Linked DNA regions of Mus musculus: region 1 is linked to region 2. The links are chromatin contacts, found by Hi-C or POLR2A ChIA-PET in ENCODE. All regions are on one chromosome and are shown on one strand. Each heading gives the region's core, a stretch centred on a gene start or an enhancer-like site at or near the end of the contact. The rest is flanking DNA. Distances are from core to core; before and after follow the strand shown. Region 1 has its middle 4.0 kb from the start of Ezh1. Region 2 holds the start of Plekhh3 (pleckstrin homology domain containing, family H (with MyTH4 domain) member 3).

Evidence for each region. Hi-C counts contacts between places; a loop is a spot of excess contacts on that map. ChIA-PET counts read pairs that join two places held with the same protein, here RNA polymerase II (POLR2A).
Region 1: POLR2A ChIA-PET joins it to region 2 with 24 read pairs in Patski. The contact joins the enhancer-like site here to the promoter of Plekhh3 in region 2. A Hi-C loop is called at or near these places in 1 of 37 maps with a recorded cell type or tissue (regulatory T cell). POLR2A ChIA-PET finds 5 or more read pairs at or near these places in 3 of 5 experiments (Patski and embryonic stem cell).

The regions. Positions count from the first base shown.
Region 1 is chr11:101,228,609-101,232,313 of GRCm38, reverse strand. No RefSeq gene overlaps it. Among named protein-coding and RNA genes, the nearest start is that of Ezh1, 4.0 kb to the right of the region's middle. Within about 2 kb of position 1,905, at least 3 of the 3 ENCODE cell types and tissues checked have a DNase peak (open chromatin) inside an H3K27ac peak, as active enhancers do.
Region 2 is chr11:101,168,815-101,172,693 of GRCm38, reverse strand. Plekhh3 (pleckstrin homology domain containing, family H (with MyTH4 domain) member 3) reads left to right here and starts at 1,322. Exons shown (of 13, transcript NM_001346769.1): 1 at 1,322-1,969. The coding sequence starts at 1,808.

The DNA of each region.
Region 1 (3,705 bases), core at 656-3,155, 59 kb before region 2:
CACAGAGACTGTTCCCTGCTGATATGGGGGTCTGTGGAGTGTCTAGCTTTGATTGGCATCTTTAGTACAGAGGAAGTGAGGAGCCCCCTTAACTTTCAGCGATTTCCCTCTGGACCAGCAGACTGGAGCCCCTAAGAGATTCCGTTTTTGGCGCCACTGGTAAGAGCAGCAAGCCAGGGAGTGAATCCAGAATCATGATGTCAGAGTTAGAAGACCTCAGAGGAGGGAGGGGTAGCAGAGAATCTCAGAGCATGGGCTAAGGAAGCAAGTGAAGATACAAATCCTGGCCACTATAGTTGATGGCTGCACAGCCTGAGGGAAAGTTCTAGAATCTTGTAAGCCCTCAATTGTTCAACTGTAAAAGGAGGAGAAGAATATTCCTGACTCGATGTGAAGTGAGAGGATCCCTGTAAAGAAAGTATTGCGCATAGGCCTGGGCGGGCGCAGGAGAGCTTAATGTTTGTCAGCCGCTGTTCTTTCTGTTTTCTCTAGCTCTGCAATTTCACTTTTACGGTTGAGGCTCCCGATGGCCAGAAAGGAAGCACAGCTCATTAACTGTCCAGCTGACCAGAGCTACTACCCTGCTGCTGCCCGGGGGTGGGGGGTGGGGTATGCCAAAGGTGTGTCCCGAGAGATCAAGGTCCTGCAGTAACTGAGCTGAACTTGGAGAGGGAGATGGGTATAGCATCAGCCTAGCAGTGGGGTTGGAGCTTTTAGAGTACCACAGTGCCCGTCCTTCCTCACCCACCCACACAACCTCCCCATCAAGCAATCTCCTGAAGAGGCAAGCTCCTCCTGCTGGAATTATTTATTTCGTAATTAACAAAGGCTGAGGAAGTCCTGTTTAATGTTTTGGCTTGGAGGCTCAGCGTTGAAGTTTCTAACTGCCCCGGACAAGGGTTTATTGTGGGCTTGCTCTTGCTTGCTGAATCAAATGCATTCTTACTATCCCTAAGCCACTAGGGGCCAGAGGCTAAGTACCGAAGGCAGAAAGTGAGTTTTCCGAGCTCAGAGGACAAAGTGTCCAGCAACAGAGAGGCTTCCAGAATCAAGCCACGGTTCCAGGCTCCATCATGTCCAGACCTCCACTGGCTTTGGAATTGTATTGGCCCCTAAGCATTCAGGGAGGGGTCTGACTCTTCCACTGGTCACACCACGTCCTGGGCAGCAGCCCCAGTTTCTGGTGACCTTCCTGCTGGGCGTTTAGGTTGCGCCTTGCTTTGTTTTCCTGTTTGGTTGCTCGCTGCAGGCAGCCTTTCTCTGCTTCTGGGTGGGAACTGGGGGAGGGAGGACGCCTCACTCCCATCTCCACAGCTGTGTTTACACTTCACTGTTGGGGAAATCTGGGGCCCAATCTTTCCACAGTCCCTCTGTGTCCCCCTCCAACACTTGCTATTTGATATCCCTGGGGGCTTCACAAGGGAGGGTCAGGACATAGGGGTGGTGTTGCTATCTGAAGGGATCTCAGATCGGAAGGGAGGAAAGGAGAATATGGAAAGCCCTGTTGACCTTCTGAGAAGCCTCATCTCTTTCCCTTTTTACCAGGGATCCAGGACTAACGGGATGAAAGTTCACTTAGAATTTGCCCATCCCAGGAGGAGTAGAGCACGTGATCTTCCATTTCTAATCACTGGGTTGAACAAAATCTTGCTTTGTGAAGGGAATGAAGGCGTACAGAGTGGGGAGCTCTTCTGGGCCTCATTGGGGCCGGTAGTCAGAGACAGAACATGTTAAAACCAATATGATTATATTGAAATACAAGTCAATTAAAGAGGATTTAAGAAAATAGTCAAGTAAATAACACTTTCCTCCAGGGAGCAAGTTGAGCTGGTATTAATCAGTCTACTTGTGTTGCCAGACTCTCAGCCAAGCCAGGCAGAATGGCTGCCAAGGCAAATGAGGCATTGGGTTTCAGAAATTAAACACATAATTTTATTTTTCCGCAATAGGGGAACTTTCAGAAAAAAAAAAAAAAAGAACCAGTCCTATTAGAGTGCTCGGCACACTGTGTCCAGTTTCTCCTGGCCCCAGAGGCCTCCAATTTAAGAGCAAGATGCAGAGTGAGAAGCCAGAAGCAGGCACAGCTATTCCTTTCTCTCTGCAGCTTCCTGGGAGTGGGACAGAGAGGAGAGGGTGGCTGGGGGTGGGGCCAAGAGAGGAGGCTGAGATGCTGGCTTTTCAAAGGTCCAGCTGCTGACCACTGGTCAGCAGATGTCATTGTAACCAGCCCACACCCAACAAAGACCTAAAGGGTTGCAAAAGAAAAAAAAAAGAGAGAGAGAGATTTAGAAGAGCTGGCCAAACAAAGGCTGGCTGATGGTATCTGGAAGAACATTGTCAGCTGAGAAAGTGCCTGATCTGGGGGGTTGGGGTGCGGGAGGATACCTAGCCCAGCCCAAGAAGAAGGAACACACTGGCAAGCAACATTTCGCCCCATAAACCTTCTTCTGGAGGATAATGACAAGGATAGACCTTCACTGACGAGGCTTACTTAACCTTGTGGTTAGTGCCATGCCAATTATTGTGAGGAACAGAGGGGTAAGATTGGGGGTGAAAGAGGAAGACTGCTAGGATGAATGACGAGGTGGGACTCTGGTGAGCTCCCCAACTCTCATCCTCCATAGCCCCAGGAATCGTTTCAACCCCCTTTCTTGCCACTTCAGAAACATCCCTGTAGCCGTGCTGCCTCTGCTAGCTCAAATGTCTTTCTTTTTGCATCTCCCGCTGTTACTTGGCACACCTCCCAAGGCCGGGTCCCCTCCCTTGGCTTCAGTTATCAGCCTGTTGGTGGTTCCCAAATCTCTCACTATGTCTCTCGGATATTCAGATCTTCTCAACCTCTCTGTAGATAACACACATTATTTTGAGAAAGTCAGGTATTGCCACAAGAGGATAGAAGGCAAAGAAGCTAGGGCCCCTAGCTCAGCATTCTCCCTGTTAAAAGCTTGGTGTGTGATTTCTTTGACCTCAGTCTCATGTTTTTGTCGCAGTTGTATCCGGTCAAGCACCTGACCTTCTCCAGGCAAGGTGAGGCTGGCCCTTTAGCCCACCCCAGTGAATCAATAGAAGCTTATTCCTCTTTGTTGGGGAAAATGTCTGATCTCTTTGGTCAGTGCTGAGACCTTTCTGCTCCTGAACTGAAATCCAGGAAACCTCTGCCTGTGTTCTTGCACCTTTGGCTCAATCTTATTTCTATCACTTCAGAGATTCTGTCTCTGGCAACACTTCACTAATTATAAATGCAATGCAGTGGGTCTCAAACTTGGCTACATTCTATAATTACTTCAAATGTTTTTACAACGCCGAAAGCCCAGGCTGTCCCTTAGATTGATTAAACATTATAAGGGAATGCCGAGCAATGGTGGCACATACCTTTAATCTCAGTACTTGGAAGGCAAGAGGAAGGCAGATCTCTGAATTTGAGGCTAGTCTGGTCTACAGAGTGAGCTCCAGGACAGCCAAGGTTACAGAGAAGAAAAAAGACCCAAAACAGCATAAAGGAATACTTAAGTTAATTGGTTATTGGACAAATAGATACAAGAGGAAAACAATAAAATGGCTTTTTTGCTTTTAAACTTATTATTATTATTATTATTATTATTATTATTATTTTTTTTTTTTGGTTTTTTGAGACAGGGTTTCTCTGTGTAGCCCTGGCTGTCCTGGAACTCACTTTGTAGACCAGGCTGGCCTCGAACTCAGAAA
Region 2 (3,879 bases), core at 73-2,572:
GAAAGGGGAGGTTAGATATCAGACAGAACTCTCCAGCAGGCAAGTGTCTAGGATCTTGAAGAGGAAGGGAGGTTATAGTTGTGGTCTGGCCCTCAGAAATCTCAGCATACACCACTTCAATCTGGAAGTACCATAAGGATGGCTTCTAGAGATGGTGCATTGATTTCTGGTCCTTGCTTTGCACAACTGCCAGGATTGTGCTCCAATGAGACAGTTCTTCCCAGTTTAGAATTCGGTCAGCAAAGTCAGACCACCGCTCCAGCCTGGAGTCTAGGGGCAAAAAGGGCGTGGCGTCCCTAGGGAGGCGTTGGCCTGAAGTCTGCACTTCGTCCAGCCTAGCCTAGCCCAGCCCGGCTAGTCGTGTGTCCTAGAGCCTCTGGCGGTGTAAAAGACTTAAAAATTTGGCCTCTTGGAGTCAGAAACGAGGAGAAGCTCGAAAACTGCGCAGATCCTCCAAGAGGCGCACACTACCCACCGGAGCGGACCTGGAACCCTCCGCCCGTAACCGCGGGAATCGCCGCTGAGTCAGCAACGCGCTCGAGTATGTGCGCGCTCCCACTGTCTAAGCTGTAGCGCGAACCCCGCCCTGTATTCTTTAGCGCCCTTGTTAACCCCTTCTTGTTCAGAAATGCAGCATAGTCGCCCTGAGAGGCCTCTGATCTATTGATTTTCTTAAACCACAGAATCCCCGAGCATGCCAAACCACTCTCCCCATTCCAGTTCAATGCCCTGTAAATTCACTTTTATTTCAGATCTTTGTCTGAGGCTTCCAGGAGTTCCTTTCTCAGCTTTTTCATCTCAAAAGTGGAGGTGGCTAAGATCTAAATCTGGACCCTTTTAACTCCAAGGATGGAGCTGCCTTTGCAGCTAGCTAACTCTCTCACACGCAGGTGTGGAATGCCTTGAAGGTAGTAAGGCTCTTTGTAGGGATTCCAAGATGTGACAGGTAATCACAGGTCAATAGCCTAGCTTCCTTCCAGCTTTATGCCCTTCCTTTTCCAGACCTTCGAAAAGGGTTTTTTAATTTGCTGCTTGGTGAGCCAAGAGTTAAAACAAGAGCACGAAGGCGGTCCTACGTGACGCCACAGACACCCCGTGTCCGACCTCAGAAGCTCCCTCCCCAGTCCCCCCCCCCCCCGCCCCTCCCTACTGTCACTCAGCCAGAGACACATGATGCAACCCGCCGCGGTTTCAAGCTTGGGATTGGTCTCCCTGACCGGCGCCAGGAACAATGATTGGGCAGAGGAGGCTGTGACGCAACGTAGACCCTACCCTGTGAAGAAGGGAGGAGAAAAAGAACAGGGAAGGCGGAGGGAAGGAGGGGGGGCAGAGAGGGAGGCGGGGTCTGGGAACTCTGCCCGCGCCCCCAACGCGCCAGTCCCGGGGCTGCAGGGAGCGCAGCGCGCGCCGCCCGGGCCCCGGCCACCGGACGCCCTACCGGACACCACCCTCCTTGGAGCTTGGACAACCGCCCACCACGATTGCTGCACCAGACACTGCTCCTACAGAGCTGGACACTACAACGAACACTACTTCCCAGCTCCGGACATTGCTCCCGGCTCCCTTCCCCCGGCCCTGGACGCTATCTCCCCCCTCCTCTGCCCGGGCCCAGACAGCGAGCCCCCAGCGGGCTCTGGTGATAGTCCTTTTGCACCTCAGCGCTGGACACTGCCTCCTTCCGGCCCCCTTCTTTCCTCTCGTCACACCTCTTCTCTACCCAGTTCGGGTCGGAGTACCTCCAGTTTCTCAGATTCCCTGCTGCTCAGGCAACACTGCCTGCGCCCCCATTCCCAGGCTGCTCGCCCGGATGCCTCTCCCCGGGGGATTGTGGTGGCTTCTCTGCTGCCGTCGAGGCTTCACTCTTCTGCACCGGGACTACGGGGACGGCGAGCTTAGCGGGGACGGGGACGAAGACGAGGACGACGAGACCTTTGAGCTAAGGACCCCGAGTCCAGCGGGCGGCGGGAGGGTAAGTCTACAGGGATTTAGAACCGAGTTCAATCTTTCTCACTACAACCGGCCGTCACGCCTGAGCCTGCTCCATACTTGGGCCAAACGCAGTCCTCTTGGCCAACTGCAAATGTGGGGGAGATTCTTGTCTGAGGGCCAGAGCCCCGGGAGCTCCAGGGGCAAGTAGCCCTACTAGGGATGCGCCTGTGGGCTTCGCGCTGCACACAAGGCGCTGTCCACCTGCTGGGGGCCCTGAGGCAGAGGAGGCGTCACGCGTGGCCCAACCTGGCCCTGCCTCTCCCTTCCCTGCCGGGCCCGCGTCCCATCCCGTCTCCTTCCGCCTCCGCCAGAGCCAAGGAATGTGGCGAGGCCGGCTGGGCGGCTGGAACGCCTGGGTTCGCTCTGCTCTCAGTTCAAGAGCACTGGGGCCAGATGCGGGAGCTCCCACCGCAGTATCCTGGGCGAGGGCAAAAAGACATCCTAGAATTGGGGTCTGCATCAGGGACCCCACAAAGAAAAGGCTCGGGACGATGGCCCTTTGAGGACTTCTCATTATTCCGCCACTTAAGACAGAACTCTCTGCCTTCTCTGGTGAGGTTCCTGGGAAACCAGAGGGAATGGGTGAGGGTGACTTGGTGGCTGAAAATTTTTTTTAATCAAATCTCCTTTGGGAGAGAGACACTCAGGCACAGTTGGTGTGTAAGACCTCCATCTTTCGAGGAGACCTCTCTCACGTCCTTACCCACCAGAGGCAACCAGGCTTCTGTGTGCTGTGGCCTGGGTCCAGCTCCCATTTCCCCCCAACCCCGCTCAGGGGTCCCCAGCAAGTCCGGTGGCTCCATTCCTGGGTGGGGCGGGCGGCACCGCAGCCAGTGCAGGCGCCAGCACCTGGCGAGGCAGAGGGCAGATAAATATAGAGGGGAGGAGGAGGGAAGCAAGGGACTGAGATTAGGGGAGTTGTGGGGGGTGGGGTGGGGTGGGATCAGTACCTGCCCTCTGGTAGAGGGGTGGATAGCCCCACTCAGAACCTCCAGAAAAGAAACGGGTAGGCTCCCAGGGAAAGAGTGGGACCTGGGAGTCCCCAAGTTTCCCGCATGGATAGGATCCCTGTCAGATAGGCCATGGCCTCCCTCGTGCCCCACCTCCACCCCCTCCTAGGAGCTCAGGGACAGGTGTCCCTGGTCCTCCTCCCCCAACCCTCCTCCTGGCTTTAGCAGCCTGGGCGCAATGGGACCATGGCACAGTTCCTGTCTAGCTAGCTTGGCTCCGGGTTGATTTTGACCAACCTCAGACCCCAGGTTACAATTGAAGTTCCTAAGCAGGGGTTTGTGTATGAGAAGGGCAAAATTCCAAACCACCCTTGGTCTGAAGAGTATGCGCTTAGCAGCCTCTTGTCCTCCTGAGCCCCGGCAAGGGGGTAGTGTGTCCATTTCCTCCGGGACATTTGCAGAGTAACACACAAAGCTCTTAGAGAACATCTTCTATAAAAGAGTCCCTCTTCCCCTTCAGTCAACCCTGTAAACCACCCTTGCCCAGTCTTGGGTCCTGCTCTTTCCCTGAGAGCCCATCTTCTTCTTCCCTGGAGGTTCTGAGCAAGGAAGTCGGGGGAGGGTGTAAAGGAAAAAAATTGAAGAGGCTTCCATGGGTAGAAGGTACTTCATCACATCTCCAGTTTGAAAAATGGAGAAACTATGCCCCAGAGATGGGAGGGGACTTTTGCAAGGTATGGCAGGTGCTAAGTGGTCCAGCCTCTATCAGTGGAACCCAGGTTTCCTGACTCCCAGCCCACCCCCACCCCCACGGTTGCATTTTCAAGGGGTTAATGGATATAAGTCTAGAGCTTGTAGCTCCTGGGCATTTTCTAATGGTCCACAGAGACTTGTATGTAGAAGGGACAATCCCAGAGTGGCTCAGGCCCTTCCTGCCCGG